Linked DNA regions of Homo sapiens: region 2 is linked to region 1. The links are chromatin contacts, found by Hi-C in ENCODE. All regions are on one chromosome and are shown on one strand. Each heading gives the region's core, a stretch centred on a gene start or an enhancer-like site at or near the end of the contact. The rest is flanking DNA. Distances are from core to core; before and after follow the strand shown. Region 1 overlaps ZDHHC14 (zDHHC palmitoyltransferase 14). Region 2 overlaps SNX9 (sorting nexin 9).

Region 1 (6,863 bases), core at 1,659-4,158:
CTTGCAGAGATGTCTGACAACTCACTAGACATCTGATGTATTGGGTTGAACTGAGTTTCTAGTTCTAGAGATTTGTCTGTAATGGTCACCAATTTCTACATATTTTAAAAAATGTATTCATAACATAAAAGACAATTCCTAAATACCTATAATTCTTTCCAGCCAAATAGACATACTGATGCCTCTGAATATGTTCTTCCCCCCAACCCCACTTCTGGAAAAGAAAGAGACCTGCTCAGGTTCCTGGTGTGGTTGACATGAAGACGGCAGAGGGAATTGGGATCTGAATCTTTGTCTTCTGCCTGATTATCCAACCAAAGCCCCCGCCCTGCCCCAACTATGAGTGAGCAGGCACCAGCTGTGACCACCATGCAAGAACAGTTCTAACTGAAGAATGTGAGGTTGGATTTTTTTAAAAATCTGGTCAGCAGAAAAGGAGTTTCTCAATTCTTTTGTCAATTTCACTAAGGAGAAATACGATTCTGAGACATTCTTTGAATTTCCAGCCCAGTTTCCTCTCTGCAAGGGCCCTGACATCCTCAGAGTGAAACCTGGTAGGCTTTTGCTTTCTGTCTGGCCCTTGGGGTTGGTCTGCAGACAGGGGTTCCCCCTTAGGGAGCCACTCAGAATGGCTAGATTTGGGGATGACTGAATTCAGCCTGAAGCCTATGAGCCCACCAGAGCACACTGTTTCGCTTCCATGCAGCTTCTAGAAAAGTCCCAGAACTGCAATGCAACTGCAATGCAACCTCACTCACCGCAGCCCCACAGCCTCAACTAACTAACCTAGAAGTCTGGCCTTAGAGTTCCCCGGGTGTTTGAGGTCTGGACATCTGCAATCCGTGACTTGTGCCTCTGGTCCTAGTTCGCACTTAGTCCTGTTCAGTGCCCACCGCATGCCCCTGCTGGCTGGGGACACACTCCAATCTTTTTTACATCCTATGTAAAGAAGTGACCAGCTTTGTTCTGGATACACACAGTGTGGATACACGGAGCTGCTGGGGCTGGCAAGTGCTTGCCATGGGGTCTCTCTAATAAGCACCACCTGAGAACCAGGTATTGGAGGCATAAGAGCACACACTCCCACTTTCAACAGAGAAATTCCACTCCGGGAAGGGGGAAGAAACAAAACAGCCTCCCCCAAGTCAGAGCAGGGCAAGGCAGAAACCAGCCACTCCTGGGTGATCTCACATCACCCGGACCTGCTCCGGCTCCTCTTCTGGCTTGGAGCTGGGGAAGAGGCACGCTTAACGCCCAGGCAGGCCAAGCTCGGGCAGGGGCCTTTCCAGGAAGCATTGCTAAGCGGTGGCCGTGGTGTTTCCTGGGAGGGCAGGCCTGGCCAGTACTTCTGCCATCCAGGCCCTTGAGTCAACCTGGCTGCCTTCCCCTCCAGCCTCCAGGCTTGTAGTGGGAGCAAGGACTCTGCCTTAGTTACCACCTCCAGGAGTCCAGCCCAGCTCCGGGTGCCTGGGAGACACTAGGCCCTTGTGGAGCCGGCTTCTTACCGCAGGAAGACCATGAACCCTACATCCACATGGCCCCAGCCTCCATGCCGCCTTGCTCCCTTTCACCTCCTGGGCAGCCTCTTGTCAGGAATGCACAGCTCTTGCAGGGCAGGGGTGGGGTTGGGGAGTTCTAGGTTCTTCCTTGACCTGGGCACAGTGGGTGCTTGGGGGGCGGTGGGAGGCGGGAGGGAACCGTTGTCCTGAGCAGCTTCCTAGCTGACACAACCTCCATTTTCTGAGGAGGCTGCCCCTCTCCACAGCACTACACTTCACACACATAAAACGCTCCCTATATATGTGAGGATATTTTAAGTCAGTGACTCTCAAACATTACTGTGCTAGATGCAGATTCCCAGGTCCTGTCTCCAACAGACTCTGGGTGGTGAGCTCAGGACTGGGCCTGGAACCTGCCTGCGAATGAGCTGCTCAGGTGGCTCATCGAGTGTCTGCTGACCTCAGCGAGAGGCAGCAGCTTAGGGTCCCCTCCCTCTCTGTACCTGGAGAAGTGGTAGTCTTCACAGACCCTCTCGGGAGCCCCCACCCCAAATCTGCCTAGAGAATCGCATGGAGAGCCCAGCAGCAGCCCTGGCCCCACCAACAGAAAATGAGGGGCCAGCCAGGGACAGCGGAACAAGGCAGAGACCCCTCGCCACGCTCACAGAGCTTCTGGCCCAGGAGTCCCAGCGTCCACCCTGGGAGCTTCTGCAGCGCCTTCTCTGAGGCTGCACCAGCTGTTCTCACGGCTAAACCCCAGTTGGGCATCCCTGGTCCCCACTTCTGCCCTTCATTGCCCAGGGCTGTGGGTGTTGTGGTCACAGATGGACTGACTTATAGGCCCTTCCTCTCTCTTCTCATGGTTGCCAACCAGGCTACTGCAGGTCCCCACAGCCCCTACGCCCCCAGGCTGCAGCTGCTCCGTCTGACTGCCCCACACATGTTTTCTGGATACCTTCAAGCTGCATCTTCTGCCCCTTCCCTGTGAAAAGCTGTGTGAGTTGAGGAACTGAAATCATTTTGTTTATATGTTATAAACACCCAGGTTTCTCACTGAACCCACAAAAACCTCAGATACTAAGGGAAAAAAAGTATCTAACCCTCTGAGAACATCTATGTATTCTGCGTTTAACTTTTAAATTCAGGGCCCAGCACAGTGGCTCACACCTGTAATCCCAGCACTTTGGGAGGCCAACATGGTGAAAACCCCACTTATCTACAAAAAATACAAAAAATAGCCGGGTGTGGTGGTGCACACCTATAATCCCAGCTACTTGGGAGGTGGAGGCAGAATCACTTGAAACCAGGAGGTGGAGGTTAAAGTGAGCCATGATCACGCCACTGCACTCCAGGCTGGGTGACAACAGTGAAACTCCATCTCAAATAAATAAATAAATTCAACTCAACAATTCAAGAGGTCTGGGTGAGAGCACCTGCTCTGTGCCAGGTGTGCGTGTATAGTTTCTGTTTCCTAATTATAAACTGAGGGTGGCTGCTTTGTCATTTTTGTCCCCCATGTGTATCTGAGCGCCGGGACAGCAGGTCTCACATGCGCGCCCGTCGGACACTCTACCTGCTGAGTCAGAATTTCCAGGGGAAGGTGCTCACTTGTATATGTATACATTTTATTACTGAAAATAATACACACGGTAAGAAAAAAAGCAAGCAGGTAAACATTTCCAACCTCCACGGGATTCTATTCTGCACTACGATGGCAGCCTTCAGCCTAGACCGTGTCCTGGCACGTGCCAGCTGCTCAGCAGGTGTTTGATGAAAACTCAGCATGGCCTCTGAGCTTTGTCCCTGGCCCTGACCCCAGCAAGGCATGCTTCTTCCACACACGGGATAGATTGTTTTCAATGAAGCAGAGTGAATGTCGTTCTCAGGTGTAGTTGCAAGAAGCCACACTCAGCAATGCTCTCTGAGGCGATTTCCAATAAAGGACCGCCTTGCACAGGGCAGCTAACACCCCCACGCTCTGAGGACCTGGGCTCCCCGAAATGTCCTTCTGCACTCTGCATTTAAATGCTGACTATTTTTTGGTTTTAGTTTCTTATGGGCTTCCATTCCAAACAACTCATTACAGTCTTGTTCAATTTCTTCTTTCTCATGTTCTAGTGGGTTCGTGATTAGACACGCCACGCCTCATAATGTTGTGCTTGGATAAGCAATCTGCTATTTTCACAGCTTCTTCAGGTTAATGCATCCGTTCCTCATAATGCTTCTGTGAGTCAGGCAAGGCCGTGGGATCCCATTATCCAGATGAAAACACAAAGCCCCTAGAGAGAATTCGTGATTTGCCAAGGCCAAGGCAATGAGTAAGAAGTACTGCTTAATAAATGTTTGCTGAATGCATATCTATTAATGCTAGAGTTTATGTAATGACATTTACTGATTTTTTTTCTTCTAATTATAAAGGTAACACATGCTCATCATAGGGAATATCAGAAACGTACAGAGAAAAAAACTAAAATTACTTGCCAGTCCAATCACAAAAAAAAACTTGTTTATATTTCCTTATAATTCCTATATATATTAAGATCCCAATGTACATCCAATTTTGTATTTTGCATATTTTCATTGAAATTGTATAAGGATAACTTTTATAAGCCATTAGATATCTTTGATATCAATATTTTAAGACGTTCTAACAACGTGGCGTTTACAGAAGCAGATTGCAAAGGTGATTCACGAGGACGTGGTGGTTGGCCATCTCTCTGGGATAAGTGGTCTTCAGCCGGGCACCTGCTGCCCCACAGGCTTTTGAAGAAGGTGTACTGTAGCTGTTGTGTAGGCAACTGATGTGGCAACAGTCGGCCCCGCTTCCTGGCTGACACGCTCTTCTCCAGGACAGCTTTGCTCCCCAGCAAGTGCAGCAAAAATTCACTCCAGAATCAGTCACTTGCCTCTTTCCGTGGGCATGACTTTAGAGCCATTGGCTTTAGAGCTGAGTTGGCCACCACCCTGTGCCTGCATGAGTGGAAAGGTATAGTGTAATTCATCATAGACGTATAGTGTAATTCGTGTATCCATTTCCCTCCTGGTATGCATAGAAATTGCTTCTACTTCCTTTACACTATTATAAATAACTCTATCATGAACATCTTCATGTTTATTTTCAAGTAAGGTTTCTATTTTGCTCCCTGCAGCCCTGTCCATGGGGGCCTATTTCAACTTCTTTCACAGTGAATTTTTTCCATCATTTTATTATTTTGGTTCTTCATGTTTATTTCTAAAACTTGACACAATGTAGAAAGACAGCTCCTAATTCTCTCTCTGTAAATCCAGACGTTTCAGAGCTTTCCTTCCAGACTCTTTTCTGGACAAAACATTTATAATGGGTCCAACTCCAAAATAGTATTCATGACAACCTGGAGCTTGAAGTGGGGAAAAACAAAACAGTGAAAACAATGAATGGAGTATGTCTTTAACTGAGAATGAGAAGAAGTGCCAGGAAACATGAGCATGCTGTTATTCCAGGAAGATGCCCTTCAAGATGGCAGGGTGGCTGGGCTCTCCTTGGGAGACCTGAGGGCAGTTCCAGCTTGAGCGGATTCTTTCCACTCATGCAGGCACAGGGTGGTGGCCAACTCAGCTCTAAAGCCAATGGCTCTAAAGTCATGCCCACGGAAAGAGGCAAGTGACTGATTCTGGAGTGAATTTTTGCTGCACTTGCTGGGGAGCAAAGCTGTCCTGGAGAAGAGCGCGTCAGCCAGGAAGCGGGGCCGACTGTTGCCACATCAGCTGCCCACGCAATAGCTACAGTACACCTGCTTCAGAAGCCTGTGGGGCAGCAGGTTCCCGGCTAAAGCCCACTTGTCCCAGAGAGATGGCCGACCACCACATCCTCGTGAATCACCTTTGCAATCTGCTTCTGTAATCACCATCAGTCTCTCTGTAGTCATAATTGTCAAAGTGTGCAAATAGTTATTAAAATATTGATTAAAGAAAACCAACAACCATTTATCATCATGGAAGAGTGGTTGTTAACTGCTTTTATCTCGGCAGAGCTTCATGGGGAGCTTGAAAAAGCTCATTGTTTGTGTGTTTTGAGCTGTAAGAGTTGGGAAGTGTGATTAGACTCAAAGGGCTCACTTTCATTTGTATTAGAGAGCTGGGGGGAAATCCACCCTCCGAGGTTGGGGGCTGAGCAGCTGTGCCTGCAAGTCCTGCTTCCAGATGCTTCTCCCCTAGAAAGTTCCTACAGCAGGGAAGAGGAATCTCTGATCTACATTACTTGAACTTTGTTTTATTGTTTGTTTGCTTTTTTTTTTTTACCACCAAAGTTCACTTGGTGATTTTTGCAAAATGCCATCCCAATCATTTTTGTTTTAGTAATGACTCCTTACAACCACCCTGTGCACTGTCAAGTGGAAAAACAGAATCATAAGGGCCTGAAATGAGGATCCCAAACAGAAGACATAAAACCAAAAACACAATTCTGAGTCTTTCATTGCTTTTGCCTGAATCCAATCTTTCTTTACTGATGGGCCATTGCTTTTCTTATATTAGAAATTCCTCCTCTCCACAAAATTGGATTCCATGTTTGCACCAGAGTCATTAGTTTTGTTTTCCTCTAGACTTGGTAACAGCTGGGTGTCAGCCCTCTCGATTGGCTACTCTTGTCACTGAACGGCCTACCTGTGGGCGCTCTGGGTGATCCATGGCTCTTGAACAGTTTCCCTGTGTAATGCAGACTAGCCAGGTCAGAAATGAACCATCAGAATACCAGGCATCTGTCAAAAGGGGATCAGGGGGACATGAATGTCACCTGGCTCAGAGTAATTATCAGCCATTTCTGGGAATGGCAGCATGTCGGTTGAGGAGTTTAGATCTATGCTGTCCAAGGTGCTGGCCACTGTCTGCAGGGGGCTCTTGGGCACACATATTGTGGCTAGATCTCAAAGATTTAGTACAAAAAAAGAGAATGTAACATATCTCAATACTTTAAATATCTTTACATATTGATTACTTTTCAAATGATCATACTCCCAATAACTGGGCTAAATAAAACATACTATTAAAGTGAACTTCACCTGCTTCTTTTTACTATTATACAGTGGCTGCTGGAAAATTTACCATGTGTGGCTTGCATGTGTGGCTCACATTATAGACTACTGGACAGCGCTGGCTTGGCCAATCAAAATCATTCATTGGAAATCAGGGGAAATTCACTATTTATCCCAATAAGGGTGACGGAAGTGAGAGCAGTCCCCAGTACTCTGCCCGGATTGCACAGCATGGGCCTCCCACAGGGGAGTGGCCGCCATTCCTTTGCTAGTCTATTTGCTTGGGAGCACTGAGCTGAGAGCCATCTATTGCTCACACTCCTCTCAGTGGTTACAGAAATGAAACGAGGAAGTC
Region 2 (7,368 bases), core at 4,349-6,848, 320 kb before region 1:
CACATAAGGAACTCCTCACTGTGCCTGTCACATCCTTCCACACCACCTGTGATGATGTCATCTGGCCTATCATGCCACGGCCCATCTTACGACTATACCACGTGCAACTGTGTTAGGAAGTAGGAATAGAAAGCAAATAATATCTGATTCTTAAACCAGAGAACATCTAAACCAGAATTTCTGACAAAAATTTAACTCTTTTCCTCAAAAGGGACTGAAGAGGTTATAATATTCTCTTATATAAAAAAATCTAACCACTTTAGCTCAAAATACGGAAGAATTTGACAAGTTTCCTGTTTTGTTCTTTACAGATCTTTGGCTCAAAGGACATGACCTAATTCTACAGATGAATCTGTACTGACGTTAGAAAACCACTGGTGGAACATAAAACTTGTACATTCTTCTAAAAATGAAGGTAGATCACAGCAGACTCAATCTATTTATAGCCAGTCATATCAACATTACTGATTGGGAATTACCAAAAGAGGTGAAATTATTTAACAAATCCTTTGTTAAGTCATATTCTGAACCTACAGATGTCAATTTCAGGTGTTTATTTTTTAAATAAAGATAATTAAAACACTAAAAATTTACTTAAGGTAAATGGATAATGTTTGTATTAGCTTAGAGAGTCTACTTACTCAGATAGCTCAAAGTCCTAAAATAGGTAGCTTTGAGTACAGAATAGGATGGCGCTACAATCAGCAAATAATTTGCTTCCAGACAGACCTAAGAGAAGTCCATGTGAAATAAGCTTTTACACTGTGCTGATGACAGGATGTACGTATAACAATGCTGGCTGGTCCTTCATCACTGCAGTTTTAAGGTTAAAAAAAAAGACTTTGCTTTAATAGTTTGTTTCCAGTTAGACAAAACAAACAAAAACCACCCTATATAACAAACTTCACCAGCATGTATTTTTGAAAGGTTCCTGAGATGAACAAAGCTGTCTCATAGATGTCAGGGATCTGTGAAAAAGCACACAAGGTTAGTAATGACAGCCTCATGCAGTTCTGAAGGCAAATGTCCATAAATCCTCTAACACTGGTATATGATCTTCCTTAAAAAGCCCTATTACCAACTAAAAAGAATTCATACGGGGGGGTGGGAGTGAGAGTGAAGAGATGGAAAGAACCTTTTCAATAAAGTTCTGTAAAGAGAAAGTCTCAATAAGCAATTACGAGATGTCTAAGGCATTATAAGACTTATGTGAGTTAATGAAGGTATAAGCACATCTAATACTGAACCTTTGTGAGGGTTTCTTTTATCAATTTATTTTTAAATGGACTACCAAAAAAGGCCTAAAATGGCCTAAAAATAGACTTTTGAGAACTAAGAAAGCAAAATGTAGTTCCAACATAAAATTACCATTGCCTTCCTCATCCTATAACCAATAAAAATTCCTTTGCAACAAATATAATTACATGGAAAATCTCTGTAGAGAAAAATGTTATATCCTTAAATACCACTTAACTTCAAGCATTTGTTTAATATCCAAACTGTTTTAAAAAAATAACAATGCCAGAGAATTTTCTGTAAGAGAATCTTCCCATTTTTGATTGGGTAGCCCGTCAGATGGGAGAATAACAGGCCAGTGATGGACAGCTCCTAGGCCTGTGGTCGGTGTTAAGAACACAAACTTCTCCAAGGCAGGGATTCAGGAAATCTGTAAGTCTTTTAATACCTTACATTGTAAAGTACCTTTTGATGTATTTATAACTGAAAAAAAATTATTCAAACAAGAACAGAGTATTATGGTACAAAGTCTCTTATAGGTCACTGGGAATAGAAAAAAAGATAAATTCTTTGCTTATCAAGCTTAACAATTTACAAATAAGCAATATAATTTGTATAAGAGTCACAAATTGTGCTAAGGGAATCCAGAGAAGTAAAACAGAAAACAAAAGGTTTTATAGAAGACATGGTATTTGAGCTGAACCTGAAGAGATGGGCTTCTGAAAGATGGAAGGAGTCACTCTGTTATTCTCAGAAGAGCAAGCCAAAGGTACAAATAAAAGGTGAGACAGCATGGGACATATTTGGAGAATCATCAGTTTGCCTGGAGACAAATACATAACTTAAAGATAAGGTGATGATGGGTAGCCACACTGAGGCATCACAGAAATAGAACTGAGCTTGGAAAAGTACTTCAACCTCAAATTCAGATGAATTTCTTCTACAGTTTCCCTACCATGAACCGTTCAGCGTCTGCTTGCCTAACTCTGATACACAAAGACCTTCTCCTGGGATAGCCCTGCTGACATGTAGCAAATGATTATTCCAGAAGGCAATAGAGGAGACTCTGAAGTTTCTTAAACAAGGAGATGACATAAAAGCATACGTCAGCAATGCTGAGGGTTTGGTTCCAGTCCATCACGTTAAAGTGAGTCATGTGGACTTTTTTGGTCCCCCAGTGTACATAACAGTTATGGTTACACTATACCGTATAAGTGTGCGAGAGCATTATGTATAAAAAATACATATCTTAATTAAAAATACTTTATTGCTAAAAATCGCTAACGATCATCTGAGCCTTCCACTAGTCAAGCTGCACCCTTTTTGCTGGGGTGGCGGGGGGGTCTTGTTTTGATGTTCATGACTGCTGACTGATCAGGGTGGTGGTTGCTGAAGGTTGGGGTGGCTGTGGCAACTTCTTAAAACAAGACAATGAAGTCTGCCATGTCAATTGACTCTTCCTTTCATGAAAGATTTCTCTGTAGCATGTGATGCTGTTTGATAGCATTTTGCCCACAGTAGAACTTCTTTCAAAACTGGAATCAATTCTCTCAAATCCTGCTGCTATTTTATCTACTAAGTTTATGGAATATTCTAAATCATTTGTTGTCAACAATGTTCATAGCATCCTCACCACGAATAGATTCCATCTCAGGAAACCACTTTCTTTGCTCATCCATAAGAAGCAACTCCTCATCTGTTCAAGTTTTATCATGAGGTTGAAGAAATTCAGTCACATCTTCAGGCTCCACTTCTAATTCTAGTTCTCTTAGTATTTCTACCACATCTGCAGTTACTTCCTTCATGAACATCTTCTATGAGGGTTGGAATCTACTTCTTCCAAACTCCTGTTAATGTTGACATTTTGACCTTCTTCCATGAATCATGAATGTTCTTCATGGCATCCAGAACGATGAATCCTTTTCAGAAGGTTTTCGATGTACTTTGCCCAGATCCATCAGAGGAATCACTATTTATGGCAGCCATAGCCTTGCGAAATGTATTTCTTATAGGACTTAGAAGTCAAAATTACTCCTCGATCCAAGGGCTGTAGAATAAGTGCTGTATTAGCAGGCATGAAAACATCAATCTTCATGTACATCTCCATCAGCGCTCTTAGGTGACCAGGGGCATTGTCAATGAGCAGTAATATTTTGAAAGAAATCTTTTTTTCTCAGCAGTTGGTCTCAACAGTGGGCTTGAAATATTCAGTAAATCATATTGCAAACAGATGTGCTGTCATCCAGGCTTGGCTATTCAATTTACAGAAGACAGGCAGAGTAGATTCCGCATAATTCTAAGGACCCTTAGGATTTTCAGAATGGTAAACGAGCACTGGTTTCAACATAAAGTTACCAGCCGCATTAGCCCCTTAAAGAGAGTCAGCCTGTTCTTTGAAACTTTGAAGCAGGCACTGGCTTCCCCTCTCCAGCTGTGCAAGTCCTAGATGGCATCTTCTTCCAATAATAGAAGGCTGTTTCATCTGCTCTGAAAATCTGTTTAGTGCAGCACCATCATCAATAATCTTTGCTAGATCTTCTGGATAATGTATTGCAGCTTCCACAGCAGCACCTGCTGCTTCACCGTGCACTTTTATATTATGAAGACAGCTTCTTTCCTTAAGCCTCATGAACCAACTTCTGCTAGCTTCAAACTTTTCTTCTGCAGCTTCCTCACCTCTCTCAGCCTTCACAGAATTGAAGATAGTTAAGACCTTGCTCTGCATTAGGCTTTGGCTTAAGGGAATGTTGTGGCCTGTTTGATCTTCTACCCAGACCACTCAAACCTTCTCCTTATCAGCAATAAGGCTATTTCACTTTCTTATCATTCAAGTGTTCACTGGACTACTACTTTTAATTTCCTTCAAGAACTTTTCCTTTGCAGTCACAACTTGGCTAAGTGTTTGGCTCAAGAGGACCTGGCTTTTGGCCTGCTTCAGCTTTTGACAAGCCTTCCTCACTAAGCTTAATAATTTCTAGCTCTTGATTTAAAGTGAGAGAAATGCGACTCTTCCTTTCACTGAAACACTTAGAGGCCACTGCAGGGTTAATAATTGGTTAACTGAAATACGGTTGTGTCTCAGAGAATAGGGAGGTCCAAGGAGAGGGAGAAAGACGAGGGTATGGCTGGCGGGTAGAACAGGCGGAACACATAAAACATGTCAATTAAGCTCGCCATTGTGGTGCCTCAAAACAATTACAATAGTAACATCAAAGATCACTCATCATGAATCATCAAAACAGATATAATAATGATGAAAAAGTATGAAACATTGCAAGAATTAACAAAACGTGAAACAGAGACACCAAGTGAGTACATGCTGTTGACAAAATGGCGCCCATAGACTTGCTCAATGCAGGGGGTGCCAAAAACTTTCAATCTGTAAATAATGCATTATCTGTCAAGTGCAATAAAGCAAAGGGCAATAAATGAAGTGTGCCTGTCCTTAATGTCTTGTTTTAGAAGCAGTGGTATATGAGATAACTATAATTAACAATTATTAAACCACTACTAAGTACCATGTACTCTTCTAAATACTTTAGAACTCTTTTTTCATTTACTTTTTCCAAAAATCCCATGAGGTTTTACAGATGAGGCACAGAGATGCTAAGCAGCTTACCCTGATTCACATAGGATGTGTGAGATCTGGGATTAAAACCTAGACAGTCTGGCTCCTAAACTCACTGCCTTGACACCAAGCTAGGTTGCCTCTTAAGGAGGAGAGAAAAGACAGGAAATCTGTTAGAACAATGGATCTCAATCAGTTCCCTCTTTCCACATCTCAAGGATGCAGAGCACGCCTCTCAATAACTGTGGCTCACGATGGCACTCGGTTAGGGTTTTAAAGCAGAATAAAAAGAGGGCACAGAAAGAAGTAACATTTCAGAGAAACAGAAACAGGAAAGTCAGGAAGAGAAACTAGTTTTGTGGGGAAATAAGTGATTCGGTTGAAGATGAATTTCAGATACAAAGGAGACATGCTGATAGAACTGTTCAACAAAAAGCTAGAAATTGGGCAAATCAAAGAGAAAATTCAAGATTAGAGAGACACTTTATAAGGGAATCTACACGATTAGAGAGGGTAGAATAGTGAGAGAGGCTGGAACACAAAAGGGTAAGTGGATTGAAGACCCCCTTTTAAAGGAGGGAAGAAGTGGGAAAAGAAGGAAAATATTTATGAAATATCTTCCATGTGTCCGGCACTACTTTATATTGGTGGCCTAATCCACTGACTATTCAGGAGGTTCAGGAGGCAGGTCTTATGCCAAAGCCACAATTCTTACACAGTGGAGCCGCACTGGCAAGCCTGGATCTAACAGCAAAGCTTACATGCTTCCCACCACACCACTCACCTGGGGACTGGCGGGGTGTGAAACAGAAAAACAGAGAGATGCCAGGGAGAGCATGTGACAGAGGCCAGAAGGGCTCTCAGCAAAACAAAAGCAGCTTTATTCCAAGTATACACATCTTTCTAGTATTTGAAGGAGACAGAAAACAAACCTCTCAAGTAGAAAACCTTCAGATAAGACATCTAGGTTTACAGAACTTTTAAGTAGCTTTTAAACCTCATTGTTCTCATTCTTTAGAAAGGTACAAACAAAAACTTTCTATTAATTTCTCAAAAGTAAGTACTCTAAAGAAGCAGTAATCTGAGAGTTTAAGATCTATACTGAAACCTTTTCAGAATCACAGCAGTGATGTAATCTAAACAACAATAACTGATGAAAAACAAGACTAGCACACACAGGAGTAGAGATTTTTAACAATTGAGATTCATTCCCATCAGCTGGTCCATTCATTCTAGTGGTTCAGCCACTAACGTGAAATACTCTTGAAACTGTGAAATAACCGATAAGTAACTAATAATGAAACTAATATTAACCACTAAAAACTATGCTTTCTTTTCAAAGGTAATAAAATGGTTGTCCTTATCTGGGTAATATAAAATCTGTATTTGAATAAGAAAATGAAGAGAGTTTGATTCAGTTCCTGGGTATCCTTCAATACATTTTCTACACACTTTGCATCTATGGTGTGTGTGTATGTGTGTGCACTGAAACACAAGAAAGATAACATTACCCATACTGAGGTGCCTTTTAAAAAAATCATACCTCTATCTGTACATCTAAATCTACCCTCACTCTCCCTAAGGGAAGCTCAGCTTTCCACTGCGTGGCTGCCTATAGTTCATCTGATCAGTCCCCTGCTGACAGACATTTACATTCCGGTTTTCTGCTGTTACAAACAATGCCGTAGGAAACGTTCTTGCCCAGAAACCTGCGTTCTGCGAGCAGATCTGCAGGAGGAACTCAGAACCGCTGGGCCTTAGAGATATGCATTGTAAATACTCATATACATTACCGAACCAGCCCCGAAAAGCTTCATCACTTTATCCTTTCCCTCGCTTTGTATGACATTGCCTGTCTGACCACACCTGTATGACACTAGCTTTTAAACTGTTTTCATTCTCTGCTAGTTTGATAGAAGAATCTTAAAATGAGCATTTTCCCAAGTATATTAACTATTAGTACCTTCCCCCACCAAAGGACAGCCTGTTTATACACTTTACCTATTTTTCTGAATTCTTCATCTTTTTCTTACAGATTAGCAAGAGTGTATGTATATGAATGGAATTAGCCTGTATCCGTCATAAGTCAGAAGTATTTTTGCTAATTTAATATTACTTGTTTACTTAAATGTATCAATTATATCCTTAATGGCCACTAGACTTTGTGCTGTCAGTCTCAGAAAGGGCTTCCATAGGCCGGATGCAATTGGGAGGCTGAAGTGGGCGGATCACAAGGTCAGGAGTTTGAGACCAGCCTGGCCAATATGGTGAAACCCCATCTCTACCAAAAATACAAAAATTACCTGGGCGTAGTGGCGGGCACCTGTAGTCCCAGCTACTCAGGAGATTGACGCAGGAGAATCATTTGAACCCAGGAGGAGGCAGAGGTTGCAGTGAGCTGACATCACGCCACTGCACTCCAGCCTGAGCGACTGAGCGAGACTCCGTCTCAAAAAAAAAAAAAAAATGGTGGGCTTCCATATTCCAAGATCATAAAAAAAATGCTGTCTATTATTTTCTCCAAGTAGTTTAATAAACAGCTTTATAATTTTCCAAATCAAACT

What was found. Hi-C counts contacts between places; a loop is a spot of excess contacts on that map. Pooled maps may share reads with other maps.
Region 2: a map with no recorded cell type shows a loop between it and region 1 (6-fold over the local background). The contact joins two enhancer-like sites. A Hi-C loop is called at or near these places in 9 of 37 single-sample maps with no recorded cell type and 8 of 50 pooled maps.

The regions. Positions count from the first base shown.
Region 1 is chr6:157,557,696-157,564,558 of GRCh38, reverse strand. All of the region lies in intron 2 of ZDHHC14 (zDHHC palmitoyltransferase 14), which reads right to left. Among named protein-coding and RNA genes, the nearest start is that of MIR3692, 32 kb to the right of the region's middle. RefSeq lists enhancers at 2,382-2,461, 2,582-2,661, 1,771-2,744, 3,022-3,151. Within about 2 kb of position 2,908, at least 6 of the 41 ENCODE cell types and tissues checked have a DNase peak (open chromatin) inside an H3K27ac peak, as active enhancers do.
Region 2 is chr6:157,878,335-157,885,702 of GRCh38, reverse strand. All of the region lies in intron 4 of SNX9 (sorting nexin 9), which reads right to left. It overlaps SNX9-AS1 (SNX9 antisense RNA 1), which reads left to right. Exons shown (of 2, transcript NR_183542.1): 2 at 312-589. Among named protein-coding and RNA genes, the nearest start is that of SNX9-AS1, 11 kb to the left of the region's middle. Within about 2 kb of position 5,598, at least 2 of the 41 ENCODE cell types and tissues checked have a DNase peak (open chromatin) inside an H3K27ac peak, as active enhancers do.